Linked DNA regions of Homo sapiens: region 2 is linked to region 1. A link is an interaction called in ENCODE POLR2A ChIA-PET data of the cell type or tissue named here. Cell type or tissue: endothelial cell of umbilical vein. All regions are shown on one strand. Links, peaks and the distances in the headings refer to the core of each region. The heading gives the core; the rest is flanking DNA.

Region 1 (8,347 bases), core at 109-8,108:
TTCCAACAACGTATCAGCGTGTCCTGGTACAGCTGGAAGCTACTTCTTCCTGGAAGAGTTTCACTGAGGATTAGAATTACGTGTCAGGATGGGTTGTCTCTATAAGGTAGGCCTAGATGATATGTAAACTGCTCTTTGAATTTGTGAGTTTGTGATATTTCTGGTGCATCATGGAAGGGTGTAGTTTATCTTCCCTCGCCCTCTCTATTGAGGTCCTGCTTATTCTTAAGGTTTCTACTCAGATCTTTGGTGAAATCTACTTGGTTAGGATTGAGCTTTCCCTTTTGTAAAATCAGTAGTCACTGTTATTTTCTATGCCAAGCATTTGACAACTGTGACTATCCCCTACTTTCTAAGTTGTCTGTCCTTTTTTCTTAGGTTCCCACTTAGACTATAAATTTCATGAAAATAGGTCATGTGTCCCCATTTTCTTCCTTAAGCAAAATAAAATTATACAACTTTAGGGCTGAAGAGATCACAGAAACTCTCTGATACCATAGCCTTCCCATTTTTTCTCCTCTCCCTTTCTCCAGAATACATCAGTTGTGGCTTAGAGAGGGGGAAGTAGTCACCCAGTGACAGGAAGAAAGCTAGAACTGAAGTCTTCTGAGTTCTGTCTAATGCCCTTTCTGTTAGTTGATGCCCAAGTGCTCAAGAACTTAGCTGCTAAGTTGAAGTGAAAATGTGATACAGCAAACAGAAGTTAAATTACAGACAACCTTTCAGCAATATCTGTTTCTTATATTGAAGCCTATCTGTGTAAAGGCAGAAAATTAAAAATAAGTTACAGAATAGTATCGTTCGACATTTGAAACTAGATTAGCTTGTCTAATGATGAGTTTCAATTCAGAGATTCTGTATGTCCGTGTTTAAATGATTTTGGCTTCCCAAACCAGCTGTCTGCCTTCCCTTCAGATAACTCAGTTATAAACAGAACTGCTGTATTACATATTTGAGTATGTGGATTTGTCTTGTATTTCCCATTTTTTGGCCCATACTTTCCAGGAAGCAAATGAGTATTAGACACTGGTACCTGTCTTACATCAACAGATCAAGGGACAATTGGCGGATTGATCACAAGTTTCCTAGTGCCGCACTCCTTTGTTTTAATTTTTTATTCTACCAAGTACTTTAATGTGTACTTTCACATTATCTTCTATAGTAGCCCTCTGAGTTATGGGTATCGTGCCTTTGTAGATGAGAAAGTGCGTAAGGTCACACTATATTTAAGTAAAAGAGACAGAGCTTTAACATGGCTTTCTTCATTCCAGAGTTCTTATTTTCTGCATTCCACCATACTGCATTCTGTGTTATATTAGTTCTCTGTTAGAGCCCTAATTATGGACCATTATAAGCCTTAGCAAAATCCAGAATGATGGAAATAAGAATATTTGATAATATTCTCTAATACTAAAGTATTGCTCTAGGCAAAACTGTAAATTATTTAATCAGGATTTCTGCTATTTTTATCCAGGTGGTACATCATGCCTTACATACCTCTGTCCTTCATATATTCAAATCTAAATAAATGCTGGTAGTTTGAGTGGGAGGAGGGTGGATTATTCATGTCAAATGATTCTGTGCTGATGTTGCCACAACTGTATGTGAAAATAAAGATAATTGACATGGAATTTGCATGGAGTTAAGGTACCTTTTGAAATCTGCATTCTACAATCTTTTAGTACTGCATATTAAAACATTAATTATTCAGGAGCCCTCCAGATTGAGTCTTTATCATTTTCAAGCCATTATTGGGTGTGCTTTTCCCTATGATTCTATAGATACATGCATTTATAGATTTAAACATTTTCTATGCTATAAACTATATATGCAGTGTATAAGAAAATACTCTTTGGCCTTATTAACACCTCTTTTTCTTTTAGTGATATTTATTTGACCTTAACATTTATACTTGATATTAATGACATAGGCAAATAATTTTAAAATGTTGTTTTTGAATAAATACTTGTCAAGTAAAAGAAAAGCATTAGAGCTACATGTGACCAGACTTGGCAGTCATGGGCGCTATTTCAAGTTTTGATTGACATTTGGTTTTCGTTTTGATGCTTATAGGAAAAATTTATCAAGACACTGTTTATGCAGAGCTGTTTAATTAGGATCACCTGAATTAGGATCAGAATTAAAAATATCCTTAATAGAATTTCCTTTCCTTCCCCGATGGGTGGCAGCATTTTCTTCAGCCAATACAGCATCTGCAGAGGCGTGTGTGACTTGCTGGTTGGTGTCCTAGGGTCTGTTTTTCCTCCTTCACAATCATTCAGTGGCTGTGGGTCTTTCAGGTTAGAGCAGAAGTTGGTAAGGTATATTGTTTGGGGGCCTCAAAAGTCTTCTGTAATAAGAAGTGACTATACTGTGGGTTTTCTTGTTTCCCATTTGGCCAAGATTTTATGGAACAATACCCACTTTGCCCAGGTGCAGTGGCTCACACATGTAATCCCAGTCCTTTGGGAGGCCGAGGTGGGCAGATCGCTTGAGCTCAGGAGTTGGAGACCAGCCTGGGCAACATGACAAAACCCATCTCTACAAAAAATACAAAAATTGTGGTGGCTCATGCCTGTGGTCCCAGCTACTTGGGAGGCTGAGGTGGGAGGATCGCTCGAGCCTGGGAGGTAGAGGTTGCAGTGAGCCGAGAACGTGCCACTGCATTGCAGCCTGGGTAATAGAGCGAGACTCGGTCTCAAAAAAACGAAAAACAAACAAACCAAAACCAACAATACCCACTTAAATCTCAAGGTATGCAGATTTGAGGTGTGATAGTGTTTAACCTTCGGAAGTCTTTTAACCTGCTCATCATTGTCCTTCTGCCTGTCTCACCAGTTTGTTTTAAAAGTTATTTGCTGATTTGTCTCTGGTTACCTGTTGAATGACAATATGGTGCTGCCATGGCTTTACTTGCCTGCCTGTGTTTCTGAGCTCATCCCATATTTTCTATATACCAACAAAAATCTTCATCTATGTGACCTGGTTTTACTTCAGATTCGTCGTGTGCAGTGCCTAAACTCTGCCTTTTCTTCCGCACAGCATACTGCTTCTCCACCTTTGCTGTCTTCTCTCTTGACGTTGCAATCTCCTGAGCCAGCCGTGCCAGGAATATCAGGAATACCTCTGATTCTTCCCCCAAACTTCTGTATGCCCTGCTTATGCTGCTTTTAAAGATCTCTTGACTCTATTGTTTTATTTTTATATTGTTTTGTCACTGTCCCAGTTATTATTAAAATCCTTCCGATCTCACCTAAATGGCCTCTAACTCATATCCTTGCCTCTCACTGTTTCCCTGAGTCTCAATTCATTTTTATATTTTGCCATTAGAGATAATTGAAAAAAAACCCAGATTTGATCATTTAATCTCTTGCAAAAAGATGTCTGTTGATTCCCTACTGCCTTTGTATGAAATCAAGGCTTTTAAGTATGGCATTTGAGGACCCTGCAAGCTTCATCTCATGCCACGTTCCTGGAGCTGGCTGACTGCTTGCATAGACTGCAAGCAGCTTGAGGGTCGTAACCATTTTCCTAGCACCTGGTGTAGTGACAAGTAGATTGCGGAGATTCAGTGAGTGTATGCTTTTCCTCCATGGCTTGCATTATGCTTTCAGTCCTTCCCATTGTTGCATTGCCTTTATGCCTCCATTCCTTCACGTTGCATTGTCACTTACATTACGTTTTAGCTCCTTCCCATTGTTGCATTGCCAGTGTGTTTCTTCAAGCCACCAAAGCTTGACGATGCCTGCCGCACTGTTGCTATGACATTAGCAAACTAATGTCCATAGGGTATTTCTCTAGATATAGATGTCTGTAGGGTATTTTTCTAGATAGGGAATTATTTTTGAAAGGCTGGGTATTTTTGAACCAATTCGTAAAGCTGCTCATATACACGAAGGAGGGTCATGAAAGCAAATGACAATTCAGCAAGGCCTAGTTATGGCTGGGGTGTGTGTGCGTGTGTGTGCGCGCGTGCGCGTGTGTGTATGCGTGTCACGCGTGTGCGTGTGCGTGTGAGTGTTCAAGGAGGGTGGTTCCTAAGGCTAATGAGCTTCTACCTGTAAGTTATTCTGATTTGGTAGAAATGTAGCTTTGAATAATAATCATTAGCAGTAGCTGAGTGGGCTTGTGCTTTGTCAACACTGCTGAGTTTGATAATTAGATGATTACAAGGATGTGATGACATTTTGTAAATCCTTTCCTGGAGATATCTATATGAGTTTGCTAATCATTATGGCAGGCTTCTAGCTTTTCTTTAGAGCAATGATGATGCTACAAAGATTTTTTTTGTGCTGAAAATATTTTCCTTGTATCAGTAAGATTTGGATGATATTTGTCACTTTCTGCCACCTCAGAGTCAGCAAGGAGAATCTTGCAAAGTATTTAGCATTTTGTGGAAACAAGACATTATGTTCTGTATAGTTAAAAATTATCTTTTAGTTTATTGGAGTGGAAGGGCATTTTCTCCATGACAAGGAAGGTTTAAACTTGCATCATCTTGGTATTTAAAAGTTCTTTTGAAAACAACTCATGTTTTCAATTACAAAATAATATAGAGCTCTCAGTCAGTGTGATCATTCTATAGAGTGTGATCATTCCATAGGTCACATATTTACTAACAGTCTTCAGTATTAGTTGAGTAGGCTCTTTAAAGCCTTACTGTTAGGCCAGGTGTGGTGGGTCACGCCTGTAATCCCAGCACTTTGGGAGGCCGAGGTGGGTGGATCACGAGGTCAGGAGTTCGAGACCAGCCTGGCCAACATGGTGAAACCCCGTCTCTACTAAAAATACAAAAGTCAGCCAGGCGTGGTGGCACATGCCTGTAGACCCAGCTACTCGGGAGACTGAGACAGGAGAATTGCTTGAACTTGGGAGGCAGAGGTTGCAGTGAGCCAAGATCGCGCCACTGCACTCCAGCCTGGGTGACAGAGGTAGACTCCCTCTCAGAAAAAAAAAAAAAAAAAAAAAAAAGCCTTACTCTTTGTCCTTTCCCCTAAAACTCAGGATTCCTTTTCTTCTTCCAAGCTTTGCTCGTACAGTTTCTTCAGCTCTGCCTGGCAAATTTCGTTTAAACATGGTGCCTTTTCTAGGAAACCTTTCACAACTCTCTTAGACATGTCCATTAGGACAGGAATGGGAAAGCAGAAGTGTAAAATATAAGTGGGTAAGAGAAAGGGCAGCAACTTCCATTATTTTGCTCCTCCAGTTAGGTGCTAGTATCTTAAGCTGGCCATTTCATCACTAATGGGAAGAGCTAAAAGCTCCAGTCCATCAGGATTGAATGGCTGCTGAAAATGAATGTCAGTGTCTCACCTCCAGACATTTTGGAGCTCTTTTCTTCCAGTCTATTCGTGTCATTCTCTCTTTTCAGGTAGACTTGCCTCCGATTTCTCTTGTCCTCTATGAAGAATCAAAGGATTAATGGTTTCTGAAAAAAGCAGGTCTTGTTCATTGGAGCTGCCAAGTTACTAATTACTTCTAATTATCTTTATAGCAAAATGATAAACATAGAATTCAGTGCTGTATTGTACAGCAAATTTTTTTCCTGAAAACATTGCTTATAATGTTTATAAATAATATACCAGGTTATATTAACTAGGAAAATTTAGAGTTTAACAGGGTTCTATTATGAACCTTTTTGTGGAAGAAGATTTATTTTGGCAAGCTCATTGCTCTGTCTTAAAAACCTAGATTTCCTCATGTAGTGTCTGGTATTCCATAAAGTAAAGCTCATTTGCAGTCAGTTAAATCTTTTTCTTTTTTCTTTTGCAGAGACAAATCATTTTTTAAATGGAGTTCACCAGATTCTTAGGGCCTATTTGAACTTATATTTCTAGAATTGGGTGGGATCTGCCTTTCTAAATTATAATTCATAGGAAGAGTGCTATGGAATTGGCTAGTAAAGACTCTTGGCCGTGAAGGCAATGTCTCAGCAAGTGGCTTCCTCTTTTCTAAAACCTCATTAGTGTCCTTGGGAGCATTTCATTGATAAATACCTATCCCACAGTCCAGCTTGCTTTTTTCTGAATGTAATTTCAAAGCCCGGTAACTTCAGTAGATTTTTTTGATTGACCACAGTAGACACAGAGTATGAGAAACAAAATAGAATCCTCAAACTTTCTACCTGGTAAACAGAGGAAGTAAGGATAGTGTTTTCAGGGGCATTCATTTTCAGGCAGCCATTCAGTTCTGACATGTTTGATGTATTGGAGTTTTTGGTTATTCTATTCCTGTTTGTGGTGAACTCTCTAGTTCACTATACCTTCGTCTGGCTGGAGGAGTATGATAATCCAAGTGCCTGCTTTTATTTTCTTGTCTGCATGTATTTTATATTTCTGTTTTCCCATCCATGGCATAATGTGATCATGTATTTTGATAAATGCATTGTTTTGCTAGAATTGTAGCCTAGTCTGTGAAATGAAAATTAAATGAGAATTAAACTTTTTTTTAACAATTAAGCTTTTTTTAACTTTTTTTTAGTATTGCTAGTATTAAACTTTTTTTCACAATTAAAAAATACATATTGGTTTTGGAGGCACCTTTGATGTTCTACTAATTATATTAATACAGAACGGATGCTTCTTAAAAACTTTTAGTGCAAATAAGCTTTTAAAATCTTAGTATCTTAGGCACATAAGTAATTTTCATTTTTTAGATGGATAATAAAATCTTACTATCTTAGGCACATAAGTAATTTTACATTTTTTAGATGGATAATAAAATCTTACTATCTTAGGCCTGTGAGTCATTTTACATTTTTTAGATGGATACTAGTTTAGGTGCCCATTTTGATGTTGTTTTTAAAAATACTGACCTTACAGTCCTTTCCATCTTTATTTTTGAGTGACAGCAGAATCCCGAGTATAAGAAAATGTGATTAATTCTCCCATATTGAAGTCATTTAATCATGCTTTGCCTAACAGCTGCTTTCTATTCAGTACACTGAACATAAAATTCTGGAGTGCCTTTGTGCTATCATAAATTGTAAATGTGAACCATTCTTCCTCTTAAGTATCATATGGTATTGCTGTTTTGAATTTGTCAGTTTGGTAGGGGGTTTTTCTAGAGATTGCTGTTGTAGTCGGCTAGGAGGGCCTTCTTCTGGGACGAAACTCTCTCCCTCATTCTCTATATCACTGTGATATTTAGTATTATATTATTATAATATTTAGTATTATTTGTTTGCAGTAAAGAAGTGGGGGAAAATTGGTTTGACTTGTCATCCTTTTATTTCTATGGCATATTGAAAAAGTGGACAAATAGGGCCAAAACAAAGCAGTGGGATTCTTACTTGGCTCTTTTAGGTCAGAAAGAACCAGTTTAATAAATTTCAGTTCAACAAATTTGTACTGACTCTATTCACAGCACCATGTGGAGAAATAAGGATAATTAAGACTTCATTTCCGCCCTGTCTGGTAGGATAAATGAAAGAAATATATAAATAAATATAGTTATATTGAAGATTCGTTGAAAGCAAAACTGTGCTGCCTTCTTTTTGTAAATCTTGCTTTCCACGTTCAGTACATGGAGGTGCTCACAGTATTCTCCAGCAGACTGCGATAATGGTGATGCGGAGACCTAAGATGGAGATTTGGAGTGGGGAGATCATTTGATTTGGCCTTTAATGGAAGATACTGTAGGTGGAAGAGTCAGTGCTGACTTCCTAGAATTTAACAGTCACCATTGCAAATAGGCTACCGAGGTACCTGGAGTTGAGATTAGATCCTTGTGACTGGATGCCAAGGAGCTTCTTGCTGCTGGTTCATGCTTGACGGACGTGCCTGTTTTGGGTTAGGAGCAGTTGATTTCAGGTTTCCCCTGCAATTTATGCCTGGGGCTGTTCTAGTGAGCCTCACTTCCCTTTGTGAGCCCTCCTCGTGCTGCTTTCTCTTCCTGATAAGAATCCCCTAATTTGGCCGGGCGCGGTGGCTCACGCCTGTAGTCCCAGCACTTTGGGAGGCCGAGGCGGGCGGATCATGAGGTCAGGAGATCGAGACCATCCCGGCTAAAACGGTGAAACCCCGTCTCTACTAAAAATACAAAAAATTAGCCGGGCGTGGTGGCGGGCGCCTGTAGTCCCAGCTACTCGGGAGGCTGAGGCAGGAGAATGGCGTGAACCCGGGAGGCGGAGCTTGCAGTGAGCCGAGATCACGCCACTGCACTCCAGCCTGGGCGACAGAGCGAGACTCCGTCTCAAAAAAAAAAAAAAAAAAAAAAAAGAATCCCCTAATTTATGAGAGCAGGGTTCTTCAAATGGGAAACGTGGCTGTAGGCCTTTGTTTGTTTATTTTGCTTTTTGTTTTCTGCTTTTCAGAATAAACTGAGAAGGATTTTTAGAAAGACATGA
Region 2 (8,347 bases), core at 216-8,215, 97 kb after region 1:
TGCTCTGTGAAATGGAGATCTACATCCCTGGAAAGGGGACAGAATTGACAACGTTGGTCATTTCCTTACCACAGTATCCTGTATTTTCCAGAAGCATGTGATTGTCTTGCTATGATATTCCTGAATGTTACTGGTTTCCTCTTTTTCTAAAGCATGTTTGTTGTGTGCAGAACTAGTATAGCTTCAGGCTTTTGGCTAAGATACCCGTGAGTATTATTGCTTTTTTGTTTTGTTAAATAATTTTTATTGAACACACACAAAATACCTTAAATATAAGGTACAAATAACAGTAAACAAACAACTTGCATAGCAGTCAGCCAGTCTTAAGAAATACAGTGTTGCCACTACTTTTTTTTTTTTTTGAGACGGAGTCTCGCTCTGTCACCCAGGCTGGAGTGCAGTGGCGCCATCTCGGTTTACTGCAAGCTCCGTCTCCTGGGTTCAGGCCATTCTCCTGCCTCAGCCTCCAGAGTAGCTGGGACTACAGCCGCCCGCCACCCCCTGGCTAATTTTTTGTATTTTTAGTAGAGACGGGGTTTCACCGTGTTAGCCAGGATGGTCTCGATCTCCTGACCTCGTGATCCGCCTGCCTCGGCCTCCCAAAGTGCTGGGATTACAGGCGTGAGCCACCGCGCCCGGCCTGTTGCCACTACTTTTAAAGCTGCACAACTGCTTCTCTCTCTTATCTCCCTCTCCACCCCACGAAATAATCACTATCTTGAATCTTATGTTCCTTTCACTGGCTTTTTTTTTAACAGGTTTTCTTGTATGTATTGAAATCAGTTTTTTATGTGTTATAATTTGGTATGTTTTTAACTTTACTCATGTCAGAGTGTACGTATTCTTGTCTACTTTCTTTTTTTGACCTAGTATTCTGAGATTTATTCGTGATGGTCATGTAACTGCAACTCATTCAGTTTTATCGCTGTATTGTTTTCTATGAATGTACCATAGTTTATTTATTTTCTGTTTTTAACTGTTACACATATCATTGCCATGAACATTCATGTATTTATCTTCCATTGAACATGTACAGGAGTTTTTCTTGGATATATAACTTGTAATGGAATTGTTGGGCCATGAGTATGCTTATTGCAACTTCACTAGATAATGTCAAATTGTTTCTGAAAGTTGACTTCATTCGTACTGAACCATCTTCACCAGCATTTGACATTGTGGGATTTAAAAACTGTTGCCAATTTTTACATTAGCACTTTAATTACAATTATATTTATCATTTCTAGATGGTATTTTTTTTCCTAGCTAGACATTAAAAAATTTTCTTTATCCTTCCTCATATTTTCAATCTCTTATTCCTTTAAACATCTTAAACATATTTACTTTAAATTCTGATAATACCAAATTAGAAACTCTTTGTGAGTTGATTCAGCAATATAATACTTCTGCTGAGTCTTGTTCACTGATCTTTGTTTCTTTGTTTTCTTTGTGAGAATTTTTAGTTTATTTATATTTTGAGACAGGGTCTTGGTCTATTACCCAGGCTGGAGTGCAGTTGTACAATCTCGGCTCAGTGCAACCTCTGCCTCCCGGGCTCGAGCGATCCTCCCATCCCAGCCTTCCAAGTAGCTGGGACCATAGGCACACATCACCACGCCCAGTTAATTTTTCGTAGAGACAGGGTCTCCCTACGTTACCCTGGCTTGTGATTTTGTTTTTTAAGCTGTAAGTTCACACTCTTTAGAAATTCTTTGAGGCCTGGATTGAAGGTGTATTCACCCTGAGTGAATTTGCCTTTTGTTTTGATGGATAACTAAGGCATTAACAACCTTGGATCCTGCTCAGGTTAATTTCTGGGCTTGAGGTTTCTTCTCCCACAAAGATAATATAAATTTAGGCTACAAGCTTGGTTAGATGCCAACTTCTGCTTATGAGTCTAGAAAAAAATTATCCCCCTCTGTCCAGTATTTAGGGTCTAGATTGAGAACTTCTTTGCTCTCCCTTGTGTGGAATAGATTTTTTGTAATTTACAGTGATTCTAACTCACAGCATATAGTCCTTGGAAAATCCTAGGTCTGTTCAGGAGTTTGGTTTTAGACTTTCCAGTCTGGATGAGGCCCACACACAGCCTCCAGTGCTTTGTGCCCACGTCTCCGTCAAGGGGAAAGTTCAGGATCCTCAGGTTAGCTAAATGTTTCTAGTGAGAAAGCTAGCTTCAGAGTTTACTTACTGGCCTGGTATCTTTACTTGACTGTAATACTCTAAGGATATTTCTTTCTTATCACTTAAATCATGAATTTTATTTTAATGTTCTCTTTTTAAATACAACTTCTTTTATGCCTTTATTTTTCTTCATTTTTTATTATATTTTCAATAATGCAGAAAAGGTGAAGGAATACAACCAGAAATTTAGCACCTAGATTCATCAATTGTTAGCATTCTAAAAACAAAGACGTTCTCTTTTATAACAATGCCATAGCACGTCTTAGACAATTAGTAACAATTCTCTAATATTTTCTGTAATACCTAATCCATATCAGATTTTCCCACTTGTTCCTAGGTATCTTTTTTGCATATTTTTCCCCAAATGAGGGTACAAACAATGTACTGATGCATTTAGAAGATATTTGTCAGTGCGTCTATCTGGGTTGTTGGGGTCACCATATTGTCCAATATGGAGATGTATTTTATTGTTTGGCATTTTCCTGAAGTCTGCTTATGAGTTTTTTTTTTTTTTTGAAATGGAGTCTTACTCTACTGCCCAGGCAGGAGTGCCATGGCGCTATCTCGGCTCACTGCAACCTCTGCCTCCCGGGTTCAAGCGATTCTCCTGCCTCAGCCTCCTGAGTAGCTGGGATTGCAGGTGTGCACCATCACGCTTGGCTAATTTTGTATTTTTAGTAGAGACGGGGTTTCACCATGTTGGCCAGGCTGGTCTTGAACTGCTGACCTCATGACCTGCCCCTGTTGGCCTCCCAAAGTGCTGGGATTACAAGTGTGAGCCACCGTGCCCGGCCTTGAGTTTGTTTTTCACATTAGTCCAGAGTGCTCCATCTTTCGCTCTCTATTCGGTTTCCTTGTGAGTTATTGACTGTTAGAGTATACAATAGAAAAAATATTTTTATGTCCCTTTTAAGGAATTATACCTTTCAAGTGGAAGATACACACTGACTTTCCTCCAAATAGTTACACATTTTAGATTTTTGTCGTGTCAGTGGACTCATCTCAGGCAGGATTACACCCCAGGGCTTCCTTTAAAAAAGGAAAGTGACATTGGCTTTACGTAACAGAAGCAGTTTGGACATTTCTTTGGACAGTTGAGTTCCGCTGGCCCCTTTCTGTGGCATGCTGCTGCTCAGCCCAGCTGCATGAAGACAGGACAGAGAACGATGGCCACTGAGAGTGATCCAAAGTACTCTGTGGGAGAAGGCAGATGGATAAATATTTTTTCTTAAATGCAAAGCTAACTTAATGTTACTGCCCATTACTGGTAACTTTCTTTAGGGCTTAAGACTTGAAGAATTTAATGTTGCCTGACAAAGTTTTAAGATGGCTCAGCATTAAAAAAAAATGGTGTCTTTGAACAGTAATGAGCGCCAAGTAAGAAATATGGGTGTGCTGACTCTTTTTGATGATCTCAAAGTTATTTATTTAACTACATGCATGAAGCCCCAGCGTGTGTGTGTTTTTCTTTGTCACTGACTTCACAGCAGCTCAGTAGGATTTTAAATATGTATATTTTATATTTTCCTGCACCTGCCCCATGACAATATACATAGACCATGCAAACAAAGATGTATTTAGTGAAGAGATTGCGAAACTGTTTTATTACTGTCCGGATCTCCATTGGAAGTGAAGCTGCTGTTTCACATCCTCTTTAGGCATATCTAGCCGCCAGCAACTGTGCAGATTAGAATCATGAGCTTCTCTTCCACATGCGTGTGGCCATTGTGGTGATGACCGATGAATCATCGCATTTCAACTGGAATGAACAAAAATAGAAAGCTCAGCAGCAGCATTTTTTAGAGAGGTAAAAATCTGCATAAATAAAGAAAATTAAGTGTTTCCATGAATTTTACCTACTAGAAAGTGGAAAAATGTATTTGATAATAGAGCATATATATAAGTTTTATAGTACTGCTAACATAAACATGAGTGGATAATTTTGGGGCTCAGCAAGTTTAGCTGCAAAATGGCTTTGCTATTCTCCATTCCTCTTTGTTTTAATGATCATTCCTCCATATTCAGAAGATTCTGTTTCTTGATTTTTAGGACTGTTCCTAAATATTCCGGTAGCTGTCTTTGGAAGACTGAAAAAATATTTTCTCTTGTCCTTATAGAAAATGCTGGATAGGGCAGAACCTTCTCTCTTCCTGAAAGAGGCCACTGATCTAAATTGGTTTCTCTCTTAGCCTTACTTCTTGGAGGCATACTTATTATGTATTTACTTACTTTGGCATGCTATTTTAAAAATTCCTTGGTTTTTATTTTAAACAATTCCTTCATATATTTCACTTAAATAAATGAGCTGATACTATGAGCTTCAACATATTGGTTTCAAAACTCATCTCTTTGTCTTTTTTCCTTTGTTTTACCTCATATACAGTTAATTGACAGTTCTGTTCATTTTTCCTTTGAGATATCTTGCCATGCTTGGTTTACCATTCCAGCACAGAGTACACAACTCATAGCTGGATTGCTATGACATTTGTCTCCTCTTTGGTTATCTTGCATTCTTTTACCAAATAAAGCTTTCACAAATGTATTATCTCCCTACCATTTTGTGACCTGGGATGTGAAATCTAATCTCTGACTGGATTTCTAGACTCCTCTCTTGTCTTTTTCAACCTTATCATCCACAACTTGCCATTGTAAAGACCAAGTTCCAGTGTTCCATTAGATCAATACCACCATTTCTGTAAACAAACAGATGCAAACATTAAGAACCACAGTCTGGCTAATTCTGGAACAGTACCTAAAATATTAAACCATGACCATCTTTTGCCTGTTGGTGTTAGAAGGGAGCTTTTGGTGTTACGAGAGAGTCACCAAAGAGGACAGGTTATGGAAGCTAGCTCTGCAGAGCTCTTGATAGCAGGAGTTCACAGAGATTATAAACTAGGAAATTCAAGGTGCTTCAGAAAGGTTCTTCTTGAAGGAAGAGAAAGAACTGTGTTCAATGAGAGAAAGCAGCAGAAAAGCACACTAAGTTCGTTCTTTATAGGCAAGTTTAAAACTGGGATTTACTCAATGGCCGATGGCCATTACAGATGCTAAGATATTCTCAGGGACCATGAGAAGATCATCATGCTGAAGTGAGAATGGAGCCAGGGAGGGGAGCATCAGAGTGGGACTGGTTTTGACCTTTGAACAGGGCCACTGTCCTGGCGTGGAAGTGCAGTAGACAGGGCAGGTTGGGTGAACAAACCAGGTAGCTGAGTGTTCCCCTGCCCTTGTTCTAGCAAACTTGGGTGTGCAGGGCCTGAGAATGTTCTGTTGACTTCTGCTGCTCTGTTTTGCTCATGTTATTCCTTTGCAATGGGTGCCTTTCTCCTATCCATTTTCTCAAAGATCATATGTGCTATAATGGTGGAAACACGGACTTAGGAGATAACCTGACTCAAAACTCACTGGAGTTTTGTCTTCTTGCGGATGAGCTGGACCCTAGCCAATGTACTTCACCATTCCAAATCTTCAGTTTCCTCCTTTGATAATGCAGGTATTAACATACATGCTGCTGTGTAAGCATTGGAAAGTCTGGCCCTTGGTGTTTGGGTTTAGAAAAGTGCTTTTGTCAGCATCCATAGTCACAGGTAACTGACAAAAAGAGCATGTGATATCCTGTGTATCTGTGTCGACATCATATGAGATTGAGGAAGGTTGAAAGAATACTAATTTCCCTTGACAGAATTCTTTTAATTTTATTCATTTCTCTGCATCCTTCACTCTTTAGTTTATCTGATGGTAGAGGGTTAGCAGTTGTAGACAGTGTCATCACCTGCCCTGGATGATACTAGAGCTCCTTTTGTAGACAGACTATATATTCTGACACCAGAGAAATGCTGTACCTGAAGGCCCCATATCTTCTGGAAGGACACTGAAGGGAGAGCAAGTTACTGAAATCCATTTCTCATAACCCAAGAACGTCCTGTCTACATTTGTATGCCTTGTGCTTGGTACATATTTGTTGTTTAGATTAACTTAAATTTTATGCTTTCATTACAGCTATTCTCTGTGGAAAATATTAACCAAATTTATTAGATCTTTATGGAAATGAAAAACTGCTGGTCTAAAAATGCTTGGGAAACTTAAGAGTACTATCATTCAACTTGGCAGTACTTGATACCAGTGAGGGTTGAAGTTCTAAGTTGAAATAAAACAGATCGGTTAATAGGAAGTCAAATGAGACTGATAGATTTTATTTGTTGGGACATTTTTCGGTGACCAAATATGCAGTAGACAGTCAATACAAAAAACCTAGAAACGCATAGAAAAAATAAAGAGAGGAAAATAAAAATCACCAAAAATCATTAGCATTTTCATTTGTTCCACTATTTTATCTATGCATTTATGTATTGGCTGCTTTTATGTTTTTCCTGTTAACATTATAGGAATTATTTCCTTTCATAAAATATTCTTGAATACCCTAATGGTACTCATTTATCATATAATTATTACCATTATGCATTTAATCATTCTTCTAATATTGAACATTTTAGTATTTATTATTTTAAATGTAGCAGAAATAAATATCTTTTGTTGGCATCTTTATTTCCTTGAAATAATTGACTAGATATACAATTACTGTGTCAGCATTTTAAATTTGCATATTTAAAAGTTTTGTTGCATATTGCTAACTATCTTTGAAAAAGTTGATTTAGTTTACCAGCCCTGTGTCTTTTCTGGCACATGATGCATTTTTATGTCGCTACATCCTTACCAGTATTGAGTGTTTTAAAAAAATAAAAGCTTTTGATTCCGATTTACTCATTTTGTCTGTTGTAGATATAATCCACCTTAAGTGGAATATTTGTTGTTACTAAATACTTGAGTGATTATCTGAGGTAATATGTATTCTTCTGTATTTATTTATGTGACTTTTTTTTTTTTTACCACAATCTTGTACAGGGATTACATTTTACTCATCTTTATGCTACCCATAGAATTTTTACACAGTAGATATTCAATAAACATGAAAAATAAATATCACACAATATCCACCTTGTTGGATTCCACCACTTACTAACATATCTGCACGTATATACTTCAAGCAAGTATCAAGTTTCTTTATTGGAAGATGTCATGTAAAGTTCCCAAGTCTCATTTTTGGTTTTATATGAAGAATCTATTCATTGGTAGGACATATTGATAAAAATTACTACCTCTTCCCCCTTTTATTTGTCTCCCTCTTGTGTACTTTCTCTGCCTTTTTCCTAAGGTAAATATTGGTATTGTCTATATGCTTTCATCACAGGTACAATTAATTTAGTAGAAACATTGCCCATCTGAAAGAATTATATATTGTGGTATCAGTGGAGAGATGTTTATTTTTTTTTAACATTTTGTTGTTATTGGTTAATAAGAACATGACCAAGACAAGAGCTTTAACAGAGATGTGAGATGTGTATTCAACCAGTCTCTGAAAATCATTTGCTTTTTGTGTTTTATGGCAGTACCTTGTGGATCTGCATTTAGAATGATAATTCATGCTAACGACTTTCATATCCCATGAGGTAGCAGAAATCAATGCTAAAATGGCAGAATGAAACGGTATAGCAAATAAAGTCAATGAGCTGTCAAAGAATTTTTCTTCATCAAACAAATCCCAAAGCACTGGTGTTATACTGACCTTCCCTCACTCCTCTTTCCTGGATTCTTAGACCAATTTGGTTCATGATTTTTTTTTCCTATAATAGAAAAATTAACAAACATGTTTGGTCAGTGAAACAGAAGGTATTTGAAAATGATACCTTGGAGCAGTGTCTCAATCTTCAGGAAAATGGTGAAGAGGAAATACAGCATTGATTGCTGTTGCTAAGCAACGGCTTTCACAGCAGACGCGCCTGGGACAGTGGTGGTGTCTGCCAGCACACCATGCGGGGCCGAAAGCAGTGCAGCACTCATGTTTCTGCGAAATCAGAATTGAAGCCCTGCATTTCCTCCTTCCTCTCGACTTTCTCTGATCAATACCTGAGAAGTTAAGATCGTACGGTCAAATATATAGACTGTGAGAAATTTGGAGCACCTTGGGGATTTTTGGAGAGCTGCGAATGGATTTGTAGAGCCAATTCTGTTTTTTTTGTTTTTGTTTTTTTTTTTTTAGTTTCGCCCTTGTTGCCCAGGCTGGAGTGCAGTGGCACAATGTCGGCTCACTGCAACCTCCGCTTCC

What was found. Peaks named below come from ENCODE experiments on the same cell type or tissue, not always from the same donor. Only the 100,000 strongest peaks of a DNase experiment are listed, where the experiment ranks them.
Region 2: POLR2A ChIA-PET joins it to region 1 with 10 read pairs; 2 of 35 experiments call an interaction of 5 or more read pairs at or near these places.

Annotation. Positions count from the first base shown.
Region 1 is chr1:246,307,286-246,315,632 of GRCh38, reverse strand. The region is part of intron 5 of SMYD3 (SET and MYND domain containing 3); the gene reads left to right. Among named protein-coding and RNA genes, the nearest start is that of SMYD3-IT1, 11 kb to the left of the region's middle. RefSeq lists an enhancer at 7,585-8,347. In endothelial cell of umbilical vein, for the core only: no CTCF peak of the experiment used is centred there; no DNase peak of the experiment used is centred there.
Region 2 is chr1:246,210,636-246,218,982 of GRCh38, reverse strand. The region is part of intron 5 of SMYD3 (SET and MYND domain containing 3); the gene reads left to right. Among named protein-coding and RNA genes, the nearest start is that of SMYD3-AS1, 110 kb to the right of the region's middle. In endothelial cell of umbilical vein, for the core only: no CTCF peak of the experiment used is centred there; a DNase peak (open chromatin) is centred at 3,842; H3K27ac peaks cover 452 bases.